2 separate regions of the Homo sapiens genome follow, and region 2 is linked to region 1. The links are chromatin loops, found by intact Hi-C in ENCODE. Cell type or tissue: PC-3. All regions are shown on one strand. Links, peaks and the distances in the headings refer to the core of each region. The heading gives the core; the rest is flanking DNA.

Region 1 (14,058 bases), core at 2,830-10,829:
AGGCCTGCAGCTCTTGGGAGGTCCAGTCCTATAGGTCCTGGGCTGTGGCTGGTGTAGGGAATAGGGAGGTGGGGCTGGTACCTCTTTCTATAGGCAAGATGTTGGGGCTGCTGCGCTGTCTGTGAGCTGAACTGGCATGGGTGCTCTGGGTCCAGTGGAATGATTTTCGGGGCAATTTGGAGGTGACTGACCTAGGTGAGTCTGACAAAGTCTTTCCTTCCTCCTGCTGGAGGGTTAGGAAGACAGTTCAGTGGAGTACGAAGGCATGACTGGGGAGGTTTTGGCGTGAAAAGAACATTTCATGTGACACATGAAAATCACATTTAAGCCAATACTGTCCTGGAGTCAGCATTTCAGGCTTTTATCCTCATTGGGTACAACCCTATGTGTTGACAGGGAAAGATGCAGGGGAGACAGTAGTCTGCAGGGGAAACGGGAGTTGCTTCAGTTTTGAGAGATCTTATCTACCCTACTGGATTATAAATTTTGGGGGGAAGGATCCACAGCTTAGGTGTAGTTCTTATTAATATTATTATACTTAACATTTGTATTGGGCTTTACAATTTTTAAAGTCATTTTAATTCACATTATCTTATTTGTACCTCCCCCTCTGTCTCTCCCTCCCCCCTCCCTTCTTTCCTTCCCTCCTTTAATGTACTTTAACTGAATTCCCACTTTGTGCCAGGCTCTGTGCTTAGCCCTGGGATGCAAAAACCAGTGAGAAAGGAGAGAGAAGGAAGTAAATGAGCACAATATAGGGCCCAACAGGTGCTGTATGCATAGAAGGAAGCTTCCTGGAGAAGTGATGTCTGTGCTGAGTCTCGAAGGGTCAGTTGGAGTCAGTTACATGGGAAAGGGGAGAGCAGATGCAAAGTCTCTCTGTTGTGAGAGTGCCTGAAGGCACTGAAGTATGGCACGTATGTCAGTGTGATCCCAAATTTTGCTGTGGAGGGAGCAAGTGCTGGCAGTGAGGATGGAGAGGTGAGGCCAGGCGAGATCATGGAGGACTTTGTGAGCGATGCCATGGAGCTCCTGTTTGATCCTGAAGGCCACAAAGACTCATGGGGTAGAGATGGGGCTCACATGCTCATATTTGCATTTTAGAAAGATTACTCTGACTTTATGGCATGGAGAATAACAGAGAGAGACAAGATACTCGAGGAGGGAGATTATTCCTTGGAAAGCAGGAGTTATTACTCTTATTTTACAAATGAGAAAATTGAAATTTGAAGAGATGGCCTGAGTTGTCCAAGTTCACATAGTAGGTTGCAGACTTAGCTTTGAACTGTCTGGTGTTTTTTTTAAGATCTTATTTTCATTACTCCTCTTCATGGCTCATGAGCTGCAGACACACATATGACATACTCTGCTCTATGCTTTCTTATCCCTTTGCCTTTGCTGATTCAATCCTCTTTGTCTGGACTGCCCAATGCCCATTATATCAGCTCAAACCCTCTTCATCCCTGTGGGCCTGTCTCAGAGGCTGCTTTTTCTAGGAAGCCTTCTGTGATCACCTCAATGAGAAGTAAGCCCTTATTCTTTTGAATGATGATGGTAGTGTATTAGTCTGTTCTCACACTGCTATGAAGAACTGCCTGAGACTGGGTAATTTATAAAGGAAAGAGATTTAATTGACTCATAGTTCTGCATGGCTGGGGAAGCCTCAGGAAACTTATGATCATGGTGGAAGGGGAAGCAAACACACTCTTCTTCACATGCTGGCAGGAGAAAGAAGTGCAGAGTAAAGGGGGAAATCCCCTTATAAAACCATCAGATCTTGTGAGAACTCACTCACTATCATGAGAATAGCATAGGGGAACTGCCCCCATGATCCAATCACCTACTATGAGGTCCCTCCCCCAGTGCGTGGTAATTACAATTCAAAATTACAATTCAAAATGAGATTGTGGGTGAGGGGAGAGCCAAATCATATCATTCTATCCTGGTCCCTTCCAAATCTCATGTCCTCATTTCAAAACACAATCATGCCTTTCCAACAGTCCCCCAAAGTCTTAACTCGTTCCAGCATTAACCCAAAAGTCCAAGTCCAAAGTCTCATTTGAGACAAGGCAAGTCTCTTCTGCCTATGAGCCTGTAAAATCAAAAGCAAGTTAGTTACTTCCTAGATACAATGGGATACAGGCATTGGGTAAATACACCTATTCCAAATGGGAGAAATTGGTCAAAATAAAGAGGTTACAGTCCCCATGCAAGTCTGAAATCCAATAGGGCAGTCGTTAAACCTTAAAGTTCCAAAATGATCTCCTTTGACTACATGCCTTATATCCAGGTCACGCTGATGCAAGAGGTGGGCTTCCATGGCCTTGGGCAGCTCTGCCCTTGTGGCTTTGCAGGGCACAGCCCCACTTCTGGCTGTTTTCATGGGCTGCAGCTTTTCCAGGCTCACAGTGCAAGCTGTTGGTGGATCTACCATTCTGGGGTCTGGAGGATGGTGGCCTTCTTTTCACAGCTCCACTAGGCAGTGCCCCAGTGGGAACTCTGTGTGGGGGCTCCAACCCTACATTTCCCTTCCATACTGCCCTATCAGAGGATCTCCATGAGGGCTCCATCCCTGTAGCAAACATCTGCAAGGGCATCCAGGTGTTTCCATACATCCTCTGAAATCTAGGTGGAGGTTTTCAAACCTCAGTTATTGACTTCTGTGCACCCGCAGGCTCAACACCACAAGGAGGCTGCCAAGGCTTGGGCTTGCACCCTCTGAAGCAATGATCTGAGCTGTACCTTGTCCCCTTTTAGCCATGGCTGGAGCTGATGCAGCTGGGACACACAGTACCATGTCTCAGGCTGCACAGAACAGGGGGTCCTGGCCTGGCCCACAAAACCATTTTTCTCTCCTGGGCCTCTGGTCTGGTAATGGAAGGGACTGCTCTGCGGGTCTCTGACATGCCCTGGAGATATTTTCCCCATTGTCTTGGTGATTAACATTTAGCTCTTCATTACTTATGCAAATTTCTGCAGCAGGCTGGAATTTCTCCTCAGAAAATGGGTTTTCTTTTCTATCACATCATCAGGCTACAAATTTTCCAACCTTTTATGCTCTCTTTCCTCTTGAACACTTTGCTGCTTAGAAATTTCTTCTGCCAGATACCCTAAATCATCTCTCTCAAGTCCAAAGAGCCACAGATCTCATGACAGTGTGATCTAGAACCAGAAATACCATTTGACCCAGCAATCCCATTACTGTGTATATACTGAAAGGATTATAAATCATCTTACTGTAAAGACACATGCACACATATGTTTATTGCAGCATTATTTACAATAGCAAAGACTTGGAACCAACTCAAATGCCCATCAATGATAGACTGGATAAAGAAAATGTGGCACATATACACCATGGAATACTATGCAGCCATAAAAAGAATGAGATAATGTCCTCTGCAGGGACATGGATGAAGCTGGAAGCCATTATTCTCAGCAGACTAACACAGAAACACCACATGTTCTCACTCATAATGGGAGTTGAACAGTGAGAATACATGGACATGGGGAGGGGAACAACACACCCCGGGGCCTGACTGGGGGTGGGGGACAAGGGGAGGGAGAGCATTAGGACAAATACCGAATGCATACAGGGCTTAAAACCTAGATGACGGGTTGATGGGTGCAGCAAACCACCACGGCACATGTATACCTATGTAACAAACCTGCAAGTTCTGTGCATGTATCCTGGAAGTTAAAGTAAAATAAAAAAATTAAAAAAAAAAGAAAGACTATATGTCACATGGTTTCATTTATATGAAACTATAAAAAAGGGAACTCTAATATACAGTGAGAGAAACAGATCAGTGATTTTCCAGGGCTGTGAGTTGGGGAGGAGTTAACTGCAAAAAGGCAGAAGGAAAATTTCTGGGGTGACCTTCATGTCCTATATTTTGACTGTGTTGGTCATGTGGGTGTACACATTTGTCAAAGTTTTGATCTGAGAACTTAAAATGTATGTAATATTTTGAGTGTGCATTATGCCTCAATAAAGTTGAACAAAACACCCCCCCCCGCCAAAAAAAAACCACCAAAGTTCCACAGATCTCTAGGGCAGGGGCAAAATGCTTCACTTTTTTGCTAAAGCATAGCAAGAGTCACCTTTCCTTCAGTTTCCAAGACGTTCCTCATCTCCATCTGAGACCACCTCAGCCTGGACTTCATTGTCCATATCACTATCAGTATTTTGGTCAAAACCATTTAACAAGTCTCTAGGAAGTTCTAAACTTTCCCACATCTTCCTGTCTTCTTCTGAACCCTCCAAACTATTCCAACCTCTACCTGTTACCCAATTCCAAAGTCACTTCCACATATTTAGGTATCTTTACAGCAGCACCAATTTACTGTATTAGTTTGTTCTCACACTGCTATAAAGAATTACTGGAGACTGAGTAATTTATAAAGCAAAGAGGTTTAATTGACTCACAGTTCCTCATGGCTGGGAGGCCTCAGGAAACTTACAATCATGGCAGAAGGGGAAGCAAACATGTCCTTCTTCAACTGGTGGCAGGAGAGAGAAGTGCAGAGTGGAGAGGGAAAAAGCCCCATATAAAACCATCAGATCTTGTGAGAACTCACTCACTATCATGAGAACAACATTTGGGAACCAGCCCCATGATTTAATCACCTCCCACAAGGTCCCTACCCGAACATATGGGGATTACAATTTGGATTACAATTCAAGATGAGATTTTGGGTGGGGACACAGCTAAACCATATCAGGTAGTTTAGCTGAACTTTCCTTCTGTCACTTAACATATAGTGCTTTACATGACTTATCTTCAGGACCAGACTACAGGTTCTTTGACACAGTCAGAGTGGGGAGTGGTCCACGTTGGTTTATTCTGAACTCCCTATAGTGTCCCCTATAGTGACCTGTGCACTTGGACCAAATATCTATGGAATGAATGAATGGGTGGATGGGTGGGTGCATGGTGGAGGGGCACTTCTTCCTCTGAGATAGGAGGGAATGAAGAAGGGTGGGATCTTGAAGCTGAAGGAGTGTGTTGAGGGACTTTAGTAGATGCCTTCAATGTTTATGGAAGATGAAGGAGTGGCTAGGAGTGCAGGCTTTGGAGTGGGCCAAATCTGCATTCAAGTGTTTGCTACTGGCCATGTGAGAGTAAGGTCATTGGGGTTAGGGGCCCCAGGAGGGCACAGGGGAGCCTGGCAAGGTATTTGTGGGAATATACAGGGAGTCTCCAAGATGAGTAGAGGTTTACAAGTGGCAATGGAATCATGGCTGGGGTTAAAGAATGGGGACTTGGACTGGGCTGTGACTTCTCTCAGCAGTCCTTGATGTGGGGATCCTGGGTGTCTGGCCCTTATTTCCCCAGAGCCTGATGCTGGATGACCAACCCCCTATGGAGGCCCAGTATGCAGAGGAGGGCCCAGGACCTGGGATCTTCAGAGCAGAGCCTGGAGACCAGCAGCATCCCAGTAGGCCAGACTGGGCCATAGGGGAATGACAGGGTGGGGACAGTGGAGGGCAATCATCCTACATTCCCCGGATCCTCCTTGGGGTCAGCCCCACATGATTGATGGTGAGAGGCTGTCTCACTCTTTATCCCCAGACCTGCTTCTGCTCCCCATTTCCCACTTTAGGGATTGAGTGGGATTTGTGGGCTTCAGTGATCAGGCCCTCTCCATCCTCCCCTGCCCCCACTCCCTCCCTAATCTGGGCTGATGGGGCAGGAGGAGGTGTCCTGTTGGAGCTCTGTGGGTGCCTAGCCCCATAGTGGTGACTTAGGGTGAAGTAAGGCAGGCTGGCAGGAGCAGGGGACCCAGATACCCCTCTGCCCTTTCCCACAGTTTCTCAGGCAGTGTGCTGGCGTTCCATGCGACGTGGCTGTGCAGTGCTGGGAGCCCTGGGGCTGCTGGCCGGTGCAGGTGTTGGCTCATGGCTCCTAGGTCAGTGCTGGGGGCCTTTCTCTGGTGTGGGGGAGGTTGGAAGGGAGAAGCAGGTGCTGAGCAGGTGTTAAAGGTAAATGGGACAACTGTCTTCCTCAACTACTCTGTGCAGACAAGGGGAGAAAGGGTGAAATTGCAGCAGGAGGGATCTAGGCTCTACATAAAGAAGAACAAAGTGTATGATCCAAGGAGGCCGTAGTCAGACTTTTTCTGGAAATCTTTCCCAGTGAGAGAGACACAGAGAGAACACACACAGACAGAGACAGAGACATACTGAGAGACAGCTAGAGAGAGAGAGAGACAGAGAGAGAGAGAGAGAGAGGGAGAGAGAGAGAGAGAGAGAGAGAGAGAGAGAGAGAGAGAGAGAGAGAGAGAGAGAGAGACAGACAGACAAAGGAGAGTCAAAGAGGCAGAGATAGAGGCTGAGGCCGAGAGAGATGGAGCGCTATGCCCCTCCTCAGCAGGTTGGTTGGGGAGCTGCCTGAGAGCAAGGTGGCTGATGAGGAGGTCAGCACCTTGACACCTTCCTTTGGAAATCAGACCCTTTCTCTTTGTTCTTCTCTAAAGTGCTGTATCTGTGTCCTGCTGCCTCTCAGCCCATTTCCGGGACCTTGCAGGATGAGGAGATAACTTTGAGCTGCTCAGAGGCCAGCGCTGAGGAAGCTCTGCTCCCTGCACTTCCCAAAACAGGTGGGCTGCACCCCTAAGGCTACGGGCCTCCCTCCCCAGCAGGGACCTGTCACAGCTGAGGGCAAGAGAACCGACACTGAAGGGCCATCTGTTCACTGCCAACCATATGTGTTTCCCTCCTCTAGTGTGAGGGCAGTGACAAGGTGTCACCTTGCAGTGATCTCTGATTTGGGGCTTTCAGCACTGCCTGAGGACTGTCCTGATCTCTAGCTGGGGCAAGGTCCGGAGACCAGGCTGGCAGGAGGGATGGAAACTTGCCATTTGGGGCAGAGTGAGCCAGGGACATGGGGGAGGAGGGATCAGGTGTGTGTGTGTGGGAGCCAGTGTGTGACCAGCAGGGCCACCTAGGGACCTGGGAACATCAGCCCACCTCATCCCCACTCTCCCTCTCCTGATTGTCCCCTCCCCTCCAGGTAAGAGTTGGGGATCAGAAGGTACAATGCTGTCCAGAGGCTGGGGCTTAGAATAACCTCATTAGAATAAGGTTGGAGTCTGTCTTTGACTGTGTGACTTTGGGCACATTACTTCTTGTTGCTTCTGTTTCCTTCTCCATAAAATGGAAATATAAATATTTACTGCACAAATTGTTTAAGGATAAAACAAACTAATCTAAGAAAAGATATCAGCACAGAACTTGTGTAGTAGTCTGTTTGGTTTGCCATGACTAAGTACCACAGACCGGGTGGTTTAAACCACATTTATTTTCTCACCGTTCTGGTGGCTAGAAGTCCAAGATCAAGGTGCTGTGGAATTCGGTTTCAGGAGAGAGCTCTTTTCCTGGATTGTAGATGGCTGTCTTCTGCCTGTGTACTCCCCGGGCCTTTCCTCTGCTCTTGAGGAGAGAGGGAGCTCTCTGGTGTCTCTTCCTCTTCTTATAAGGACACTGGCTCTATTGGATCAGGGCGTCACCCTCGTGACCTCATTTAACCTTAATCACCTTCTTAAAGGCCCTGTCTCCAAATACAGTCACATTGAGGGTTGGGGCTTTAACATATGAATTTGTGTGTGTGTGTTTGGGGGCGGGGACATGAGTCAGTCCATAATAGCCTGGAAAAAGCATACACTCAACAACTGGTAATTATTATTATCACAAGATTTGAAATCAGAAGACCTGGATCTAAGTCCTGGATCCATCATTTCCTGACACTGTGATCTTGGGGAAGTTGCTTAAACTCCATGCCTTAGTTCTCCTTCTGCAGAATGGAGAGGATGGCAGTACTCATTGCACAGGGCTGCTGTGACAATGAATGGTAGACCACGCTTAAAAACACATGGTTAAAATAGAAAACTGAAATGCTCTACCAAAAGGGGTGATACTGCTCTTGGGACTGGTCTCACTCTCCGGGGAGCAGGGAACTTGGCACTGGGTGATCCAGATGCTGTCATTAAGGCCTCTTCAAGTACTACAGAATCCTGGGTCCAGCTCTTCCTGTCCCACCCTACCACCACCATCCTCTCCCATGTGGTTTTCATGCTGTGATTTCAGTATCTTTCAGAATAAACAGCGAAGACTTCTTGCTGGAAGCGCAAGTGAGGGATCAGCCACGCTGGCTCCTGGTCTGCCATGAGGGCTGGAGCCCCGCCCTGGGGCTGCAGATCTGCTGGAGCCTTGGGCATCTCAGGTAACAGGAGTTAGATGTGGGTCCTGTGAAGGGGGAGGCCTGGCTGGTGTGGGATGGGAATTGGAGACCTCTACCTGCCCGTCACTGGTCAATGTGCTCAGGAAATGTCAAGAGGTCTTTTTGGCCATCTTCTGGCCTCTGGGCACAATGGTGCCCCAGCCCATTTCTCTGTTTGGAGTATTACTGCTTTTTAACAAGCATAAACCCCAGCAGTAATCATTATCACAGTCTTGCGGTCACTATACTAGTATTATATCTCGTACATATTCCAGTTATGATTTCCTCCTGTTCTATTCCCTTCTTCTGCCAAGACTCACTCACCACAAGGGAGTAAACCTCACTGACATCAAACTCAACAGTTCCCAGGAGTTTGCTCAGCTCTCTCCTAGACTGGGAGGCTTCCTGGAGGAGGCGTGGCAGCCCAGGTAGGACTACTGAGGCTGTTAGGTGAGTGGGGTCCCTTACTTCCTGGTGGTCAATCCAGCAAAAATCTCCTTTCTTGGGATGCCGGTGGGGAGGACACTGGTGGCCTATGATAGGAGGACAAAGAGGAACATTTCCTAGTTAGAAATTACAAACTCAGTTCACATGAGCCCTGTCTGTCACCACTTCACATCTGCTATTTGCCCTTCACAAGAAATGTAGGGTTGGTTATTATTGTCACAAGATTTGACATGGTACTCATCACCATTTTACAGGTTAGGAAACTGAGGCTTAATAAGGTTAAAGAGTCTTGTCCAAGGTCACATAAGTAATAAGCAGCTAAGTCAAGCCTTGAAACCAGGCTCCTGTCTCCAAGCTAAGTGCTCTCTGAATCCTGCCACACATTATTTGGATAATTCGGATATTTCAGGAAAGAGATGGTTGAGTTGCTCTGGCTAAGAGTTGCTTGTAGTCTGGAGAGTCTCCTAGAGAAGAGGGCTGTGGAATGGAGCAGCCCCTTCCCCAGATCCTGGGGATGGTTTGGTATGACTGGGGCACAAGCGGAGAGGGTCTTTGTGCCTTCCTAGGCTTCCTCAATCTGCCTATCAGCCTCCTGGGATAGAAAGGTGGGCACCCCCATTACCACATTTCCAATTTGAACTGTTCCTTCAGGCCCCTCCTGTCCAGCTCCTGTGCTCAGGAATGTGGCTGGAGTTGGGAAGGTTCTGACAGGGTTCTTGTCTTGGATACCTGAATGGGAAAATGGAAGTAGGGGTGGGGCTGACTCCTCCAGGAGAGCCGGGAGGGCTATGGATTTGGGAAACTAGGAGAAACTAAGAGGGTCTAGACATTGGACTGCTAGGGGCAAGAGGTGAGTAAAGAAAGAGAAGAGAGTTTTGGTCAAAAAAGGAACTAAGAGCTAAGAGAGAAGAGGGGAAAGAGGAGAGCAAGAATATGAATATGCAAAGCCCAGGCAGAGGGACCAGGGTGGAGAATACAGCAAACCTAGGAAGGAGCATGGGGTGAAGAACCCTAGTCACCCACACACTCACCTATCCGTTCATTCATTCATTGAGTGTGTATTCATTCAGGACACTTAGTGGGAACAGTGTGGCTTTCTCATCTGTAAACACACTATGTCCCAGTTGATCTGCAAGGACCATGAAGTCCTTCTGTTGCCCTCTGGGAGACTAGGCAGGAGGTGTGCTCCTGTCCTGGGGACCACTGATGAGGAGGGGTCTGAGTGTTTGGGTGGGGGCAGGAAGGAAATGGTGGTATTCTTCAGGCTGTGGCTACATGACAGCCTTAAGAACTGTCCACCACCCCCACCAGCCTCCCCCATTCTTCACGTCCTTGGATGTGTGTGGCTGCAGGGCGGCCCCTGCCCAGCTTCTTGTTGGTACCTCTGTTTTGCAGGAACAACTGCACTTCTGGTCAAGTTGTTTCCCTCAGATGCTCTGGTGAGTCATATCTTGGTCTAGGGGAGGTGGCGGTGAGAGGAAGGGGTGTTCCCCCTGCCTCAAGTGTGGAAGAGCCCTATGGTGAGACTCTGCTGGGCCTGGGGTAGGGGTCTTGCCCACCTGCCCATCTGCCTGCCAGGCCCCTTCTTGCAGTTGCTGTTCTGCCCCAGCCGAACCCTTTCTAAGCCTCCATCATGTCCCTCACCAGCCACAGATCTGGGCTGATGATCTCCTTCCTTCACTACCTGCCACTCTCTTCCTTGGCCTCTGACACCAACTCCATCTTTCTTCTGGAAAGCCCCAGAGGTGAAATTATTATTGGCTATTGAGTGACCTGTTAGCAGCTTCAGGAAACTAAGGGCAGGTGGTGAATCAGGTACCAAACGGGAAGCAATCTGTGGAGTTCCTTTCATTGGTCTTCCCGTTCATCTACCCGTCTCTTCATCTGTCCATTCACACATCCTTCCACACACCAACACTTCGACCTTTACTACAGGACAGGCATTCTGTTAGGTACTAGGGCTCCATTAGTGCAGATACAGTTTCTGCTTTCAGTGGGCCCACAGCTGGATGGGGCAGGCAGGGGTGAAATCAACACTTCTACCTTCCCATCCCCCATACTTAGGACCAGGAATAAGAAAGGAGAGCTGTCCACACTGGCTCTCTGGGGCTTAGCACTGGGCCACGCTTCCTGAGAGTTAGGACCATGCTGACACTCACCTCTCTCTCTCTTTCTATCTCACCCATCTCTGTTGGCAGAGTGTGGAGCGAGGCCCCTGGCTTCCCGGATAGTTGGTGGGCAGTCTGTGGCTCCTGGGCGCTGGCCGTGGCAGGCCAGCGTGGCCCTGGGCTTCCGGCACACGTGTGGGGGCTCTGTGCTAGCGCCACGCTGGGTGGTGACTGCTGCACATTGTATGCACAGGCAAGTCTCTGTGGCTGCTGAGGACAGAGAGCCTCAGTTGCCCTTTCTGTTCGGCTGTTGGTATGTCCTGTATCAAATGTTCGTGTCCAACTGTCTCCAGCTTTTTGCTCCAAAAGGGTAAGACTGGTGTTTGTGAAGTTCTCTCATTCAGTATCAAGAACAGATCTGCACAAATAACAGTAATAATATGAAGATTTGTTCTTTATATTCATCAGTTTTTTTTTTTTTTTTTTGAGACAGAGTCTCACTTTGTTGCCCAGGCTGGAGTGCAGTGGCGCAATCTTGGCTCACTGCAACCTTCACCTCCTGGGTTCAAGCGATTCTTGTGCCTCAGCTGGGCACCACTATGTTCAGCTAATTTTTTGTATTTTTAGTAGAGATGGGGTTTCGCCATGTTGGCCTGGCTGGTCTCGAACTCCTGACCTCAGGTGATCTGCCTGCCTCAGCCTCCCAAAGTGCTGGGATAACAGGCGTGAGCCACCGTGCCTGGCCTCATTAGCTTTTAAGTGTTAAAAATACTTTCACATTCACAGTATCCTGTGTTTCTTCAGGCTTATCTTTGGTTCAATCATTTTCCATGTAATTATTTGGTTAATATGTTTCTTCCCCTTTAGATGGGAAGCTCTGCAGGAGCAGGGACTCTCAGTCTTATTTACCACTAAATCTCTTTGTAGATTTATCCACTGCTGTGTCCCCAGGGTCTAGAACAGTCCCTGGAATATAGTAGGTGCTTAATAAATATGACTTGGAGGAATGAATGAATGATGAGTGAATGAGCTCTTTGATCTTCTCTTGGTGCCGGACAGGGCAGAGAGTGTAATCCCCATTTTACCGAGGCTGAGAGGGAGAAGTGCCTCTCCCATGATCACACACAGTAAGTTGAGAGATGGGACCAGGGGAAGTTTTTCCAACACAAGGCCCTCTATGTGTTTGTTATAAAACTTGGAGGGAAGTTATGCAGGAAAGAGGGAGTGGTGGTTGCAGATGACCCATAGTCTTCTCTATCCATCAGTCCTGCAGCATTTATTAAGCACCTACTGCATGCCCAGTGTCTTGCCGGCTGCTGGGGTGATACTAAGAGGCATAGTCTGTGGGGCCTGGGAGCTCACCGCCTGCTGACGGCCCCCCCACCAATGGCTGCTCTGGCCAGCTTCCTCCACCTGCTACCTTGCTTAGGAACACCTCTTCTGCCCCTTCCTTCCCCGCTCAGCATGGCCCCTGTGTGCAGTTTCAGGCTGGCCCGCCTGTCCAGCTGGCGGGTTCATGCGGGGCTGGTCAGCCACAGTGCCGTCAGGCCCCACCAAGGGGCTCTGGTGGAGAGGATTATCCCACACCCCCTCTACAGTGCCCAGAATCATGACTACGACGTCGCCCTCCTGAGGCTCCAGACCGCTCTCAACTTCTCAGGTGCGGCACTGGCTTGAGGGTGGGCAGGCTGGAGACTATGGCGAGAGAGGGCGGGGGCTGGGTGGGAGAGTGGTGAGCTGATTTCTGAAGTTTCCTCTGAACACTGTAAACCTTAAAACATTCTATTTATTTTGGGACTAGTGAATTTTGGCATCATCTGGTTCTGAAATTGTTATCAACTCTTGTACAGGCTCTTTTGGGAAAAGAGGTTCAGACCCATTTCATGGCTAGGGGGCAGGTGGGCTTTGCCTTGAGGTCTGAAGCAGCTGCCCCATCCACCAATAGGCTGCTCCACCCCTGTCCCCAGGCTAGCCTCGGGTCCTAGCCATTTGGTGCCATGTTACAGTTTATGAGATACATTTTTTCAAATATCTTCTCTTTCAGTCCTCGTAACAACCCTGATAGATAGTTGAAACAGGTAGATACAGACAAGAGCACTGCAGTGCAGGGAGGGAAGCAACTCTCTTCAAGGTCATGTGGCAAACAGTTCCTAAGCCTGATGCCAGGGCTCCTCCTGCTGCTGCACCTGCCCGTGAGCCCAGGCTGGAGCTATACCAGCAGCCACTCTCCCCGACACACACGTGCATGTGGGCATTCACCTACAAACACACACACACATGCACTCACACAGTCATGTGCACATAGACTCACACGTGAGCATTCACACATGCTCACATGTACGTGCTCACATGAACACACTTGCGCACACACACCACACACACAAACATGCACACTGTACACACACATATACGTTCACATATACTTAACACTCCTTCCTCCCGTCATTACCTGTAGCCTTAAGTTTCCCAAATAACAGTCATTGCCATACACATTTCACAAATTGTATCACATACGTGAACTATCGTTCAACAGATATTTCTAAGGCTGGGCATGGCGGCTCACGCCTGTAATCCCAGCACTTTGGGAGGGTGAGGTGGGCAGATCATTTGAGGTCAGGAGTTCAAGGCCAGCCTGGCCAACATGGTGAAACCCCGTCTCTACTAAAAATACAAAAATGAGCTGGGTGTGGTAGCTCATGCCTGTAGTCCCAGCTACTCGGGAGGCTGAGGCAGGAGGATCACTTGAACCTGGGAGGCAGAGATTGCAGTGAGCTGAGATCATGCCACTGCACTCCAGCCTGGGTGACAAAGCAAGACTCCGTCTCAAAAAAAAAAAAAGAAAAAAAAGGAAAAGAAAACTTTCTTAGTTGACCGAAATAAGTGTATTTAAAAGAAAAATACGACTATATTAGTATCTAAGTAGTAGATACTACATGAGTATCTACTGTAGTAGTATTTCTCTTTTAAATATACTTATTTAGTTATAATAAATAGTATATTTACTATATAGTATAGTAAGTAAATAGCATATTTACTATTTAAATATACAAAATAGGTATAGTAAATAGATAATAATTAGTATCTCTAGTTAGAGAACCTATATTACTTACCTAACTAGAGAACCTATGTTACTTATAATAAATAGATCCTAACCACAAAAATATGTAGCATGAAAAGAAATCAGTGTGGAAGTTCTAGGTAGCTGAGTCCGCTGCAGAAGTTGCTGCACCTGGGCGTGCTGTCTCCTGTTTGGTGGGAGGACGGCAGGCAGTAAGAAAGGC
Region 2 (16,157 bases), core at 3,347-11,346, 110 kb after region 1:
ATGGATGTGGAACCCATGAATATGGAAGGCTGACTGTATCTGACAGACAAAGGAAATAGCTACTATAAATCAAACAAGAGAAATCAAATAACCTAAGAAACAATGACGAAGGGCATACTTAGATAATAAAGAGAATACAAGTACTGTGGGCAAAAAACATATGAAGTGATGTTGAGCCTCACTAATAATCAGGGAAATCCAAATCCAAATGACATGTCACTTTTGCTTTTTAATTTGGCAAAGAGTAACAGGGTTGATCGTGCTCAGTTTTAGAAGGGGTGCTCTCCCACACTTTAGTAGGAATATAACTTGGTAAAGGCTTTTTTGGTACTTGATTTCACAATGTGAATAAAAGTAAAAAATGCACATTCCCTTCAATCCAGCAATTCCCCCACCCCCACATACACACTAGATTTCTATATCAGTCAGGGCTTATGGTTGCAAAACCAGAAGTGGGTTCTGGCTAACTTAAGCAGAAAACAAATGTACTGGAAAAATATCTGGTAGTTGACAGGGTGGATGAAAAGGCTTGGAACCTTGGTTCCACAATCTTGCAGGAGCCAGTGGAAACCGGGGTGCTGAAGACCCAGCAAAGCTTATGCCTCAGGAGCGGTCAGATTTTTTGTGACCACTGACTCCGTCACCACTGGGACTGTGGCCACCACCACTTCCTCTCTGCTCTGTCATCACTACTGCTGCCACCAGTGATTTGTGTCTTTGAAACTTTGTCTGCAAATTCACAACGCAAGTTGAGTTCTGATTGGCCAAACCCTGGCAGCACATTCTGACCGCAGGACCAAGGGCAGACTGAGGGGACAGAGACTTCTTTTGGCTTTTAAAGTGGATGTGAGGGGCCTGCCACCCAGGTAGACTTCTGACTTACACCCCAAATTGGAAGGGTATTTGTATAAAGAGTAGCCAAAGCCAGTACACACCTATAAATGGATCCACTATTGTGGCTACCCAAGATTTATATACATTCTTCTCATATTTTCACTAACCCTCTCCCTGTCAAAAAATATCCTGTTACCATTATGAAACTATCCCACGTACAAAGTGAAGGACTCACCTTCTCTCTAAAGGGAGACAGCCCAGGGTCTTATCAATGACCACACCCAGACCTTGAGTCCTGTGCATCCCATCTCTAACTCTCGCAATTCCATTTCTATATTCTGTAAACTGTAATGATGTGCTGAAGCCGGCTCATACCAGAAATTCTGCGAACTGGCTATTAAACACAGCAATTGTTAACAATCAAATTATATATGCTTACAATGAAATAAATTATATTAAAAGCAAAAGTAGTAAATACTAAAAGCTCATCACTAATTATTTTACTACATTTTACCATTCTCTATGCTCTTGAGGTTATTAATATATATTGGATCTATATGGTGGAAATTCTGTATTATGATTTCTACTGAATACTTCATCTCAACTCTGTGTTTAGTGATGTCATGTTAATGGCAGGAAATTGGCCACAGTGGGAGTATTTTTGGAAAAATGGGCAAAAACACTACAAATCAAGGCTTGTTTGTTTCTTTTTCGGGATGATTGTCAGACTTAAGAAAATGATGGAGAAAATGTTAGTAATGGCGATTAAACTTAAAAATGCATTATGTCGGCCGGGAGCAGTGGCTTATGCCTGTAATCCCAGCACTTTGGGAGGCTGAGGCGGGCAGATCACCTGAGGTCAGGAGTTTGAGACCAGCCTGGCCAACATAGTGAAATCCCATCTCTACTAAAAGTACAAAAAATTAGCTGGATATGGTGGCAGGTGGTCGTAATCCCAGCTACTTGGGAGGCTGAGGCAGGAGAATCACTTGAACCCGGCAGGCAGAGATCGCGCCATTGCACTCCAGCCCTGGCAACAGTGCAAGACTCCATCTCAAAAAAAAAAAAAAAAAAAAAGCATTATGTCTATAGCTGTTACATTGTGGATAGCACAAAAATTACGAAAATAGTGTCTCGTATTTGAAAACTATTACCTAATTCAGCAATAAAATTTTTCATGCTGTTGACAAACAAGTGAAGTCTAAGATCTATCTTCATTGCTTTACTTCCATCTTATTCGTGAGAACTACGCTAACTCAACTGCAATCAGAGATTGGCTATGGATACAAAAGTTTGGCAAAAATCAATAAAAGCAGTCTGTGAGAATCAATTGGCTACATTAAAATCATAATAAAGAAGATTGTATATTATTATTTGTAAATTTGTGCAACACATTCTTTTTATCAATAAAATTGATAATAAACTTACATATGCTGACATTTTATTTTCTGGAAAGCTGGTTTGTAAAAATTTGCCAGTGCGCCGATGCCTATGAATTATAAAGTTCACCACTACTGCCACCACATCAATACAAATGAATATTCTCAATATAAATGAAAAACTTAAATCCCCAGATATAACATAGACAATGATCTTTTTGCAAAGTTAAAAGTAATTCATGCCGGTAATCCCAGCACTTTGGGAGGCCGACGTGGGCGGATCACGAGGTCAGGAGATCAAGACCATCCTGGCTAACATGGTGAAACCCCGTCTCTACCAAAAATACAAAAAATTAGCTGAGTGCGGTGGCACGTGGCTGTAGTCCCAGCTACTCGGGAGGGTGAGGCAGAAGAATTGCTTGAACCTGGGAGGCGGAGGTTGCAGTGAGACAAGATCGTGCCACTGCACCCTAACTTGGGCGACAGAGCAAAACGCTGTCTCAAAAAAAAATTTTTTTTTGAAAGAAGACATATATTAATGTCTATTTGCATCTTTTGCTTGTTTTTTAATTGGGGTTTTAAAAATTGCTGAGATGTAAGCGTTTTTTATGTACTCGGATACTAGACCTTTATCAGATTTGCAAATGTTTTCTCCCATTTTGGGTGCCTTTCCACTTTCTTGACTCCTTGACATTTTGCCTCACCCTCTTTGCAACCAGAGTGAGGCATCTCCCCGGAAGCAGATTAACTCTTTAGTATAAGTGTTAGGGCTCAGGGGGAAGACAACAGTCTCAGAAGAGAGGAAACAGTTAACCACCTGGTCTGAGGGAAGCAGCAGTACTCAAGTGGATGATAATTAATTAAACAAAAGTTCTGAATTCAATCAGAAGCCAATTTTGGCATCAGCAGACATTCAATTAGCTGTGATTACAGCCAGAGACTGGAAATGCTGTGCCCTGAGGCTCCCAGGCCCCAGCATGCTCAGGCTTAAGGGCCATGTCTGGAGTGGCTGGTGGGGCAGCAGCCTTTCCAGACAGCTCGTGCCCGGGGGTGCTGCAGCAGGGACAGCAGCAGTGCTGCAGGTTGTGTTTCAGCCCTGAAAAGCAGACCGCTTTCCCCTGCCCAAGCCTAGATAAGTCTCTGTGAGATCTGTGGCCAAGGCTTTCCTGTGGTTTAGCTAAGGAGCTCTTCTGCTAAATGGGATCCATCTATTTCCCTTGGGCAGATAGTGTGTTTTTGGTGCCTTCTAGGTTCTCCTGGGCAGGCTCAGGAGTTTCAGAGAGGACTCTTCCTAAGGACTCCTCTTGAAAACACTCAGAACAGAACAGAGCTGGAGGAAGGTGCATGCTGGAGACAGTCCTGAGTGGTTTGTGGGAGGTCCCTTTATTCTGGCATTGCTTCTGTGTTTTAGATGTGCACTCTGTACCATGGCATGTCATGGAGTAGAGGATGGTCACTGCTATATTCTCCATTTTATATACAAATAAACTGAGATTCGGGTTAAAGTCACATAAGTGCTAAATGGGGGACTTAGGGCTGTTTGACCAGATCCTGAGCTCTTTCCATAGAAAGCTTAGTTTTAGAATAAGGTTAATGAGCTAATGAGGCTCATGTAGGAATCATACCTGAAGCACAAAGTCCACTCACCAAAGATTAGTTCTTGTTCTTCTTCCTTGATCTACCTGATACTCCAATCCATACCCGAGCTTCTGCAAGTGAAGTCTGGTATTTCTCAGCCTGCGTAGAATACCTTCTTTTTGTCTTTCCCCCCCTACCCATTAGCCCACCTCACCCTGGCCCTTCTTCTCCCTGTATTAAAATGAAGTTTTTAAGAGTGGTTCAAAAGTTGCCTCCTCCAGGCGGCCTTCCCAGACAGCCCACCAAACTCTCCAGTTCCCCTTGCTGCCTGTCAGTCTTGCTATGGCTATTGCAAAGCTGTAAGATGAGTTTATTGCCTCTGTCGTATGCACTCCTCTGCACACCAAAATGTAAATATTCATAGTAGCATTATTCATAATAACTAAAAAGTGGAAACATTTCAAATGTCCATCAGCGGATGAATGGATAAACAAAATGTGGCATATCTGTACAATAAAATATACTAAAGCCATTAAAAGGAATGAAGCACTGATATACGTGTGGGGGCTTGTATTCCTACCACATTGACTGCCCCGAAAGCAGAGCCTGAGGCTTCTTAATCTGTGTCTCTCTTCTATTCCCAGCTGTACCTACCCATGGAGGCTGGGGACAAGAGCCAATCATCATGGAGCTTTCTACTGACTTGGCCACCTGCAAGACCCGCTGCAATATGGTGGGTACAGCAAGACAGGGATTCCTTCTAAAACAGAACTTTGATTCTGGAAGGTGTTTAGCAATTGTCTCTACAAAATAACTCAAGAAAGGGGAGCCCTGGATCAGCTCGAAAGGCTCAGAACCCATCTCCTCATGTGGGAAAGCCTCTTCATCATTTTCTCCTCACAGATAACAGTCTAGCCACAGGTGGGGGAAAAGGGACAAGAGTAGAAAGTTATAAGCCAGGTTGGAAATGGAGCCAGAGATGCGGAGGATGTCTCCTGGAGCTCTAGCTGGCGTGTGTCGGGGGAGGAGGGTCATCGGGTAGAATATAACTTTGCATACCTGTTCTTTACCTTGCTCCCTCCCTGCTTTCCTTTTTGTCTCTTGGTCATGATCCAGTTCAGATGGGACCCACACACAGCATGTGTGTGGAGGACTCATTGGACAGGAAGATTGACTACCTGAGCTCTGCTTCTTAGCTAACTCTTCTCACTTGAGTGTCCCTGGGCAAGGTTCCCAGCTGCTTAGGGCTTCAGTGCCCTCATCTGCAAAGTGTTAAAATGCAAGATCCTTCAGGGCATGTCATATATCCCTTCTGAACCCCACAACATTTAGTGCAGTGCCTGAACGTAGCAGGTGATCAGCATGTTCTCATTTCCTGCCATCATGCCTAAAACCTACATCACCTACCTGAATACCTAACGAGGCCATGAAGGTTAAAGATCTTAAACCCTAAAGTCTTATAAAACAGGAAGCTTTACAGTTGTCATGAATAGAGTTGTCAAGGAGAGATGATCCCTGCCCTGGGCAAACCATAGTCAAATATTGGCCTGCTTTTTACCTTCTTATACAGGTTGATGGCAGCTTTATTTGAGGCTGCCAAATATTGCAAACAACCCAAATGGCCATTGCCAGGTGAATGGATAAGCAAATTGTGACATATCCATGTAATGGAATGATGCTCAGTAATAACAAGGAACAAATTATTGATGCAGAGTAGGTGCTGTATAATTCCATTCATAAAGAATTGTACAAAATACAAATTAATCTATAGTGACAGAAAGCACATCAGTGGTGTTTTGAGGATGGGAGTGGAGGCAGGGATGGATTACAAAGGGGCACAGGATATTTTACGTATGATGAGGATGTTTGTTATCTTGATTGTGGTGATGGCTTTACTGGTACACACATATGTTGAAACTCATCACATTTTACACTTTAGCTACACTGAGGCTGGGTGTGGTGGCTCACACCTGTAATCCCAACACTTTGAGAGGCTGAGGTGGGTGGATCACTTGAGGTCAGGAGTTCGAGGCCAGCCTGGCCAACATGGTGAAACCCCGACTTTACTAATACTACAAAAATTAGCTTGGCGTGGTGGCATGCGCTTGTAGTCCTAGCTACTTGGGGGGCTGAGGTGAGAGGATCACTTGAACCCGGGAGGCGGAGATTGCAGTGAGCTGAGATCGTGCCACTATGCTCCAGCCTGAGCATCAGAGTCAGACTCTGTCTCAACGGAAAAAAAAAAAGAAATTAAAAAAAGGTACACCGTATTATACTTCAATAAAGCTTTTAAAAAAGAACAGGCTGAAATGGTTTTCCATTTTGGGATCTCTTTTCCCCTTCTTTTCTCCCCTTCTAGAGAAAGTTTCTGAGAGGTAGGCATGTGATTGTCCTTCTTTGGCATGAAGTGGGTGGGGAAAATCTGTCTTTGTTGAATTTCACTATTCTTCTTGCTGAAGTTTGTCCCAGCCTGACTGCAAGAAAACAAGCTTCTTTATAATTTACTGTTCTGTCTGTGCCTTCTCTTTTCCAAAGGTTTTGCTTGATGGCCCTGGTAGGTTTCTGGATGGAGAACAGTATTGTATGGTGGTTGCATCCTAAGCTAGTCTTGGATCCATCCTTTAGAACCACCTATTATCCATCACTCCATCTTCCACTTCTCCTGTACACCAGCCTGTCTCTACTCCACCACCTGCATCCCATCTGAGGTGGCCATCACAGAGAACATGGCATGATAATGATTATTTTCTCTAAAAATCAGAGACTAATCAAGATGAACCTCTACCCTCTTTACAGAGCTCTGAACTCTTTGGAGGGTGGGAACTGGGGAGGAGTAAATGACTATGACATTTCAAGGCTGTAGAGACCCCTCTGTCCACCCAGAGTCAGTTCTTGGGCCATAACAACTAAGTTCAACTTCATTTTGGGCCTTCTGAGTTTCTTCAGCCTCTAAGACCCCAAGTCTTCTCAGTCTGCTTCTTGATTTTTCTGTCATCTTTCTGAGTTTTCTAACCACACTTTCCTGTAAAGAGTAATAACACAACAGTTTCAATAGTCCTCAGCACTACAGAGACCTTGGGCGCCCTCTGAAAGCACTTGCAGAGATATGATCATGCTTACCGTCACACCAAGCTAAGAAGACACGAAGGGGGACCTCATTTAGTAGATGATGACAAAGAGGTGAGTCACTTGGGCAACATCATGTAAAAGAAACCAGCTGAATGTTTTGATCATTGGTGTCCCTGGCTGGGGCTTTATCCTCTAGTCTACCTGCTTTTGCTGCTGTGCATGTGGGCCTCAGAGATGGCAGGGAGCTGGCAGCATGGGCCTATGCTCCCAGACCCAAGTTGGTCTGAGCCAAGGTAAGATAGGCTGGAGGCGCCACTGCCTGGTTCAGCCTAGTACAACATTTGGTGCCTCAGGATAAACAACTTCTCCACTGCAAATACCATTTCATCTCCTAGGAGCTGACCCTGCACTCACCTTAAACAGGGAGGCTGGCCTTCTGTATTTATTCCTGTAGACCTCCCTTCCTCTTCACCCCCATGCAACCCCCTCAGGAGCACTGGAGCTTTCTGGGTAAAGGGGAGGAAATAATAAATAAATAACTTGTAGTAGCAGCTGCATCTGATCTGTGCATGTGAGCGTCCCAGCTGGTCTCTCCATCATGCCAGACCTTCAACAAGTCCTTCTCCATAGAAGAGCACCGTGTTAGTTTGCTAGGGCTACTATAACAAAATACCACAGACTGGGTGGTTTAAAAGCAGAAATTTATTTGCTCATAGTTCTGGAGGCTAGAAGTCAAAGATCATAATGTTGTCAGGTTTAGTTTCTTCTGAGGCCTCTGTCCTTGGCTTGCAGATGGTCACTTTCTTGGTGTATGCCCAACTGGTCATCTCTCTATGGGTGCATGTGTCTAGTGTCTTTCTCTACCTGTAATATATACCCCTAATCTCTCTCTCTCTCTTTTTTTTTTTTTTCAAGATGGAGCCTCTCTCTGTTGCCCAGGCTGGAGTGCAGTGGCGCCATCTTGGCTTCAGTGGACCCGGAGAGAAGGCCAGACTGGCCGGAATGGCTGATAAGGGAGGTAAGTGGTGACAGAGCAGGCTCCATGCATTTTGCTTAGAGAATACACCCCATGAGAGTACCTTCTTCAGAAAATAACCATTGGGGGTGATCTTTAGAGACTTGAAACCTCCTGGGAAGAACCATGGTCTGACCCAATATGCCATCCCTTCTAGGCCTAGGTTGTGGTAGATTGGAAAGCAAGATGGAAGGGCATAGGTAAGTAAATAAACTTTGGAACAAGACCAGCCTGGGTTTGAATCTCAGCTCTGCTGTTTACTAGCTATGCATTTCAGGGCAAATGATATAATTTTAAGGCAAATGATACAATTTGCCTTAAAATACATAGTTTTACTGGTCAGATTCATCACCAGTAAAACTGCCATAATAATACATTTCTCCCAGAGTTGATGTGAGAAATACATTAGATAATGTATATAACACACTCAGCATAGTTCCTGGTAAGTTATATATCCGCATTACATAGTTATTTCATATTATTATTATTATTATTGGTTCACAGCAAATATGGTGTGTATTAGTCAGGGTTCTCTTAGAAGGACAGAACTAACAGGATATACATATATATATATGATATATATGGGATATATATATACCATATCCCAGGCTGTCTGCAGGCTGAGGAGCAAGGAGAGCCAGTCCGAATCCCAAAACTGAAGAACTTGGAGTCTGATGTTCAAGAGCAGGAAGAATCCAGCATGGGAGAAAGATGTAGGAGAGGCTAGGCCCATCTGCCTTTTTTCACCTTTTTTTTGCCTGCTTTATATTTGCTGGAAGCTGATTAGATTGTGCCCACTAGATTAAGGGTGGATCTACCTTGCCCATCTCACTGACTCAAATGTTAATCTCTTTTGGCAGCACCCACAAAGACACACCCAGGATTAATACTTTGTATCTCTCAATCCAATCAAGTTGACATCACAAGTCCACCCCTTGTCAACTTGAACCCCTACACATCTCCTGAGATCATATATAATCTTCAAATAAAGACAATAATAAGGTCATAATTACACTAACATAATACAACTATCCTTCATACAACCAGAAATGCACCAATCCCCAACCCAAATACTATTACATAAAGTTAACAATACTTAAATGTTGACGTGAAGTCAATAAATCTTATATCACATGATAGAGGAAAAGGAAATAAAATGAAGATATTTTCTAGTACTAGTGTATACATTCTTTTGTTTTTAACAAAAGAAGGAGGAAATACTCATGACAGTTACAGTCCTCATTTCTGCAGCTGATCACGTGGTCATAGCTGGTATTGATGCCTACCTTCTTTTACTACCCATTCTAGGTTACCTTTGCCTTCAGCAAGCACTTCAGCAGGTTGTGTTTTTTTTTTTTTTTTTTTCCCTGGTGGAGTGACCCAAACCTTCATTCCTGAAAGGTGTGGGTCATTTGTAGTCCTGCCTGGATTAGGCTATTGTAGTTTCCCATTGACCTTAATCACAGGGCATGGTAATACTAAGAGACGCCCTAGTGGATCTCCTATATTCCATACTTACTCTTTCTTATCTCCGTTGTAGAGTAGTAGACTGATTTCGTCTTGATAGTCCGGGTCAATCACCCCAGCCAACACCGTAACTCCCTTCTTAGCATGTTGACTTAAAGATAGGAGAAGCCCAAAGTGTCCAGGTGGCAATCTTAACTTGCAGTTTAATGGAATCATTGTTGTGTCTCCTGGTGGCAGTGTTCCTCCCTCTGGAACTAAGACCTCTAGGCCAGCAGAACGTAATGTAGTGGGAACAGGGAAGCAAAAATTTTGCTACTGGATCACTAGGGGTGATGGTGAGTGTGCCATTTTCACTTCCACCCCTTGATTCCCAGACAGGTGAATGCTGGCTGTTGGAGAAAGAGTACCATATATTGGACTCTGATTCAAAGCATACACAGCCTTCTAGAGAAGTTTGCCCCAGTCCTGCAAAGTATTGTCACCTAGTTGGTGTTGTAATTGTGACTTCAAAAGGCCATTTCACTGTTCCATCAATCCAGCTGCTTCAGGATGGTGGGGAACATGATAAGACCAGTAAATTCCATGAGCATGAGCCCACTGCCGCACTTCTTTAAGCATAAAGTGAGTGCCTTGGTCAGAGGAATGCGGTGTGGAATACCATGACGGTGGATAAGGCATTCTGTGAGTCCATGATGGTAGTCTTGGCAGAAGCACCGCGTGCAGGATAGGCAAACCCATATCCGGAGTAAGTGTCTATTCCAGTGAGGACAACCTCTGCCCTTTCCATGATGGAAGTGGTCTAATATAATCACCATGCCACCAGGTAGCATGCTGATCACCCTGAGGAATGCTGCCATATCGAGGGCTCAGTGTTGGTCTCTGCTGCTGGCAAATTGGGCACTCAGCAGTGTCTGTAGCTAGGTCAGCCTTGGTGAGTGGAAGTCTATGTTGCCAAGCCCATGCGTAACCTCCATCCCTGCCACCATGGGCCCATTGGGCAATGACAGGAGTGGCTGGGGAAAGAGGCTGAGTGGTGTCCACAGAATGGGTCATCCTATCCACTTGATCATTAAACTTCTCCTCCACTGAGGTCACGCATTGGTGAGCACTCACATGGGATACAAATATCTTCACAGTTTTTTTTTTTTTCCACTCAGAGGCATCCGTCCACATACCTCTTTCTCAAATGTCTTTGTCACCAATTTTCCCATCATGCTTCTTCCAAGTTCCTGACCATCCAGCCAAACCATTGGCTATACTCCATGAATCAGTATATAATTGCACATCTGGCCATTTCTCCTTCCATGCAAAGTGCACAGCCAGGTGCACTGTTTGAAGTTCTGCCCACTAGGAAGATTTCCCTTCACTGCTGTCCTTCAGGGATGTCCTAGAAAGCGGCTGTAGTGGTGCAGCAGTCCACTTTCGGGTGGTGCCTGCACATCGTGCAGAGCCATCTGTGAACCAGGCCCTAGTCTCCTCATCCTCTCTCACCTGATCATAGGGGACTCCCCGTGAGGCCATCAATGCAGGCTGGGGGAGAGAAGGAAGGGTGGCGGGAGTGCAGACCATGGACATTTGAGCCGCTTCCTCATGTAACTTACTTGTGCCTTCACGGCCTGCTTGAGCCCCATTACATATACACCACTTCCATTTGATGGTGGAATGCTGCTGTGCACAACCCACTTTATGGCTTGATGACTCAGAAAGCACCCAGTTTGTGATAGGCAGTTCAGGTCGCATGGTGACTTGATGACCCACAGTCAAATGTTCAGTTTCCACCAAAGCCCAGTGACAGGCCAAGAGCTGTCTCTCAAAAGGAGAATAGTTATCTGCAGAAGATGGCAGGGCCTTGCTCCAAAGTCCTAGAGGCCTCTACTGTGATTCATCTAGAGGGGCCTGCCAAAGGCTCCAGATAGCATCCCTATCTACTACTGGCACCTCAAGCACCATTGGATCTGCTGGGTCGTATGGCCCAAGTGGCAGAGCAGCTTGCACAGCAGCCTGGACCTGTTGCAGAGCCTTCTCCTGTTCTGGACCCCACTCAAAACTGGCAGCCTTTCGGGTCACTTGATAAATGGGCTGGAGTAACACACCCACATGAGGAATGTGTTGCCTCCAAAATCCAAATAGGCCCACTAGGCATCGTGCCTCTTTCTTGGTTGTAGGCGGGGCCAAATGCAGCAACTTATCCTTCACCTTAGAAGGAATATCTTGGCAGGCCCCATACCACAGGACCCCTAGAAATTTTACTGAGGTAGAAGTTCCCTGAATTTTAGTCAGATTTATTTCCCAACCTCTGGCACACAGATAGCCAAGGACTATCAGTGTTCTCCATACTATTAGAAGTAGAGTCCTTAGCATTTTGGGGCCTAATCATATTAAGCAGCCAACTCCAGAAACCCCAAAACCAATGAAAGAACTCCATCCTTAATATACTGTTCCTCTAGAACCACTCCTGGTACCAAAATCTATATTAGTCAGGGTTCTCTTAGAGGGACAGAACTAACAGTGTGTGTGTATATATATATACACACACACATATATATACATATATACACACACACACACACACACACACACACACACACTAAGGTCACTAAGGGTGTTGGCCATGGGAATGCTGCATATAGAGGGAATCTGGAGTGTAGCAAGACATAAACAAGATCCCAAGTGGACTATGTGGAAACAAGTGCATGGGATGGCTGTGTAGGTTGAAGTAGGGGTAGATCAGGAGGGAAGAGGACTTGAAGCCAGGGTTTCAGGAACAGGGACTGGCTAGCCTGAAGTGAAAGTGCATTCCCCAAATATTAGTGTGTATATATATATACACACACACTAATAGTATATATTAGTATTCGTGGTTATATATATAGACATATATATATATATAATTATTAAGTATTAACTTACACGATCACAAGGTTCCACAGTAGGCTGTCTGCAAGCTGAAAGCCAGTCTGAGTCCCAAAACTGAAGAACCCAGAGTCTGATGTTCGAGGGAAGGAAGCATTCAGCATAGGAGAAAGATGTAGGCTGAGAGGCTGGGCCCATCTTTCTTTTTTCAGGTTTTTGTGCCTGCTTTATATTTGCTGGAAGCTGATTATATTGTGCCCACCAGATTAAGGGTGAATTTGCCTTCCCCAGCGCACTGACTCAAATGTTAATCTCTTTTGGCAACACCCACAAAGACACACCCAGGATTAATACATTGTGTCCCTCAATCCAATCAAGTTGACACTCAGTATTAACCATCACATGGTGGAAAGAGAAGACTGTCCGATTTAGCTGGAGCGATTGTGTAACACTTGCTCTCTGGTTTGGCCTGTCCCTGAGACATTTCAGGCTTCCATGAAGCTGCAATCTAAAGTCTGTCAAGTAGCAACATGGTTATTTGGCTAATGAATGCTCTAAGAAAGAGCTGAGAAGTTGAGATAGGCAATCAAGAATAGGAGGCTTTCCTAACTAATGCAAATAAATACTGAGTGATTGAAATATAACTAAAATTTTTACCACAATATTTATGGAGATCTTTTATTCCTTGGTAGAGTTAGACTTAAGCACAAATGACTTCAGAGGAACCATTGGGGGAATATTAAATGTTCTAACTAATTAATTAATGCAATTAATTCTAATTATGCAATTAACATCCACTAAGCTACAGAAGCTATAGCTTGGCGGGGGGTGTGGGGGGAAGAGAGAGAGAGAGAGAGAGAGAAAAAAAAAAACGAAAAACAACAAAAACCAACCAAAACAATTAATGTGGTAGGCACTGCTGCCATTTCTTATTTCCTTAATGGAGTCGGCTATTTATACAAAGTAATTAAATGTTACTATTAATAAATGGCCTTCTTGCATAAGGGAAAACTAGTTCTGAAAAATGTTAGAAACCGTGGCCATCAGTACATCTTTGGGGTCTTATTTGTGTCTCTGAAAAGAGGAGTTTCATTGCTAAATCACTACATAGAGAATAAAAAAATTGATCTCTTTCTGTGTTGAGTAGCTTAGTATCCCCATGTCCATCTCTGACCTGAGTTTGGAGAGTGGCAGTGACTGTCTTGCTGGGGAACAGCAAACTACTGAGCAACACAGGTCTGCTGCCCTGGAGCTGGTGAGAAACCTAGACAGAGCACCCAAAGACATTGGTGATAGCAGAAAGAGGCAGACCCTCCTAATTCCAGCATGGAATTCAGTTATGGATTAAAAGGGGAGAGGGTGGGTGGGAAGAAGGTTGTTAACAGGCAAACACCAAGCCCCAAAGCAAAAGGACAACACTGCACTAAAATTGCTACTAAAACTCCCTTTGGAACATATAAACTGGGGGAATGTGGGATAAACAGGGGCCTATCAAGGTCTGTGGCTCATGAGTGCCATGAAGCCTCAGACCCCTCCTAGTTCTCCTGGCTCCTAGTTGTGTCTCTGCCTCAGGCTGTTGTCCTTTTACCCTTCTTGAGCTGACCTTGCACATCTTTTAAGCCTTGAGAAAAAGGGAGGAAACAGGACAAGGAAGCAAGCTGTCCCTGCCTCTCATACAGATGTTCCCTTCTTTACGAAGGCTATGTCCTCAGTGAGGCTGAGGTTCCCCAGGCTCCAGAAACCCATGGAACAGGAAGTCCCTTACACTCTGGAGGGTCATGGTCTCAGGTTAACCACCTGTCAACCTAGATGACCTACAGCTTGAGAGGGACAGCAGTCTGAGGAAGGGTGCTACCATCAAGATGCCCAGCAATCTGAGATTTTGGGAGGCCAATTCCTGCACTTATATGTTGGAAAGTGACATATCTTAGAGGTAAGAACACAGATTTTAATTCAAACTCTTCCTGGGTTTGAATCCTGCGGGTCGAATTCCTTAAACTCTCTGAGGTACAGTTTCTTCGTTCGTAAGGTGGAGATAACAACATCCCCTTCCAGGACTGTGGGAGGAGGTAATGGAATAATCTAGATGCAATGCCTGGCTCAGGTTAAGTGCTCCACATAGAGTGTCTATTGCTACTGTTATTCATCTCATCTACCTGGCATCTTGTATCACATCTGGCACACAATAAACTGTCCAGATACGTTTGTTCACCTGCTACTGGGGTCCAGGGCTGATCATGGGAGAAGGGTGTTGGGGACATGGGCATCAGGATAATGGGGAAGAAGCCAGGCTCCTTGCACAGCTGAGAGGTCCATCCCTGCCTGAAGCTACCAGCTGGGTGGAGCTGGCTGTCTTAATGGATCCGTATGTAATCTCCACTGAGAAAAGAGAACAGTATGGCAGGAAGAGAGTATACAACATCTTGATTTCAGGTCAAGGTTTCTACTCAGCACATTGCCCATGGTGTGGCTTTAAGATGCATAACGCCTTGAACCTGACTGAAGTCTGGCCTCTCCAGTTGTTCATCTGACCCCTTCTGGACAGGGCACCTGATTGTGAGGCCGACTACTTTAATTCGAGGCCTCTCGAGGATCTCCAGTGACTCTTCCCAGAATAGTTTAGAGCCACATGCTCTCTGTGTCATGCAGTTCTCCCTCAGCTCAGACAGAACGTTCAGTGCTGCAGACCCTTGCAGAGTGTGTTCGAGGCAGCCCCGGGCCCTGTGTGCAGCCTCTGGGATGTGCTCCTGAACCTTCCTCAGCCTTCCTTCCTGGGCTGTCCTGGCGTGTTCTGTGGAGTGTGAGAAGTCTGCTAAGGCTGTGATGTGAGTTCTTTAAACTTCACTTTTGAAACGAGGACATGAAGTTACCTGGAACTTCAGGCTCCCAGCTTGCTGAGCTCTGCAGCTCTCTGTGGGACTGGCTGCTGCCGTCAGAAAGAATAGAGCCGTCACTCTGCAGGAGGGTTTCTATGATAATAGGGCTTTTGCCTCCCAGTAATTGGAAAGGTGCTAATCTAGTGACTCATGAGATACATAGAAGGAAAAAATCCCACCCTGAAAATGAAACTGCATTGTGTTTTCTGAGTGCTTCATCTCCTTATTTCCACGGGAAGGGCAAGCTGAGGTTTAGGTGTATGGAGCAGGGTCCTGGTGTCCTGGCAGCACTGCTGGAGTGACCATTTTCCTCTGCCTTTCCTCCAAGTAGTCCAGCGATGCAGAAAGCAGGGAGGGCTGAACACCAGCCAGATGTCTGGGGCAACAAACCCAGCCTGAAGCCGTGGGGAAGGGGAGCTGGCCTGTGAAAGATGTGCAGAGGAGACAGTCATTACCAAATTAGTGATAGCCCCTCCTAAGACAGATTGGTGAGCCTGCAAGTGTGAGTGCACAGGTGTGCGTGTGTGTGCCTACATGCATTTGAGTTTGGGTGTATGTGTGCATGTGGGTGGATTAGCTGTGTGGGCATGTAGTGAGTGTGTGAGAGCCTGTATATATGTGTGTGTGTGTGCACACAATCCTGCAGATGTGCCCTGACCTGAATGTTGCTTCTCTTTTTTCTTTTGGCTTGGGCTGCAAATATTTTTGCTTTTTCCATCCACGTTGTATCCTTTGAGCTTTAGGGACCTGAGCTGAGTCCTGAAATCTGGCTGTCTATGGACAGGTGCCTGGGGTAGAAGACTGAGCTTGCTACCTACCAGAGGGCAGGTAGAGTTTCAGCTGGGCCCCCTGTTGGAGAAATGCAACCCCTTTATCTGCCCCTAAAGGGGCAGAGGACTGGGGTCTGCTTCTGCCTGAGGGTACTGGGGACTGCCCAATACCTGGACTGCTCTCCAGGGGCTCAGGGATGAAGCAGCCCCTCTATATCTTCCTGCATTCTTTCTGTCACCCTTCTGTGCTCCCTTTGCTGGAGGAAGTCCCCGTCCAACTTCTAATTCCTGTTTTCTTCCCATCGGATCACACTTC

The links. Hi-C counts contacts between places; a loop is a spot of excess contacts. Peaks named below come from ENCODE experiments on the same cell type or tissue, not always from the same donor. Only the 100,000 strongest peaks of a DNase experiment are listed, where the experiment ranks them.
Region 2: it touches region 1 in a loop (13-fold over the local background); 2 of 110 quality-filtered maps call a loop at or near these places.

The regions. Positions count from the first base shown.
Region 1 is chr11:113,691,450-113,705,507 of GRCh38, reverse strand. It overlaps TMPRSS5 (transmembrane serine protease 5), which reads left to right. Exons shown (of 13, transcript NM_030770.4): 2 at 5,340-5,442; 3 at 5,815-5,913; 4 at 6,481-6,603; 5 at 8,090-8,225; 6 at 8,537-8,650; 7 at 10,065-10,108; 8 at 10,868-11,030; 9 at 12,259-12,437. Among named protein-coding and RNA genes, the nearest start is that of TMPRSS5, 7.8 kb to the left of the region's middle. In PC-3, for the core only: no CTCF peak of the experiment used is centred there; a DNase peak (open chromatin) is centred at 7,307; H3K27ac peaks cover 903 bases.
Region 2 is chr11:113,578,392-113,594,548 of GRCh38, reverse strand. It overlaps LOC107984390 (a long non-coding RNA gene), which reads left to right. Exons shown (of 3, transcript XR_001748391.2): 2 at 4,436-4,524; 3 at 7,776-8,149. Among named protein-coding and RNA genes, the nearest start is that of DRD2, 110 kb to the right of the region's middle. RefSeq lists silencers at 555-674, 9,328-9,622 and enhancers at 6,996-7,045, 16,113-16,157. In PC-3, for the core only: a CTCF peak has its summit at 6,931; a DNase peak (open chromatin) is centred at 6,968; H3K27me3 peaks cover 951 bases.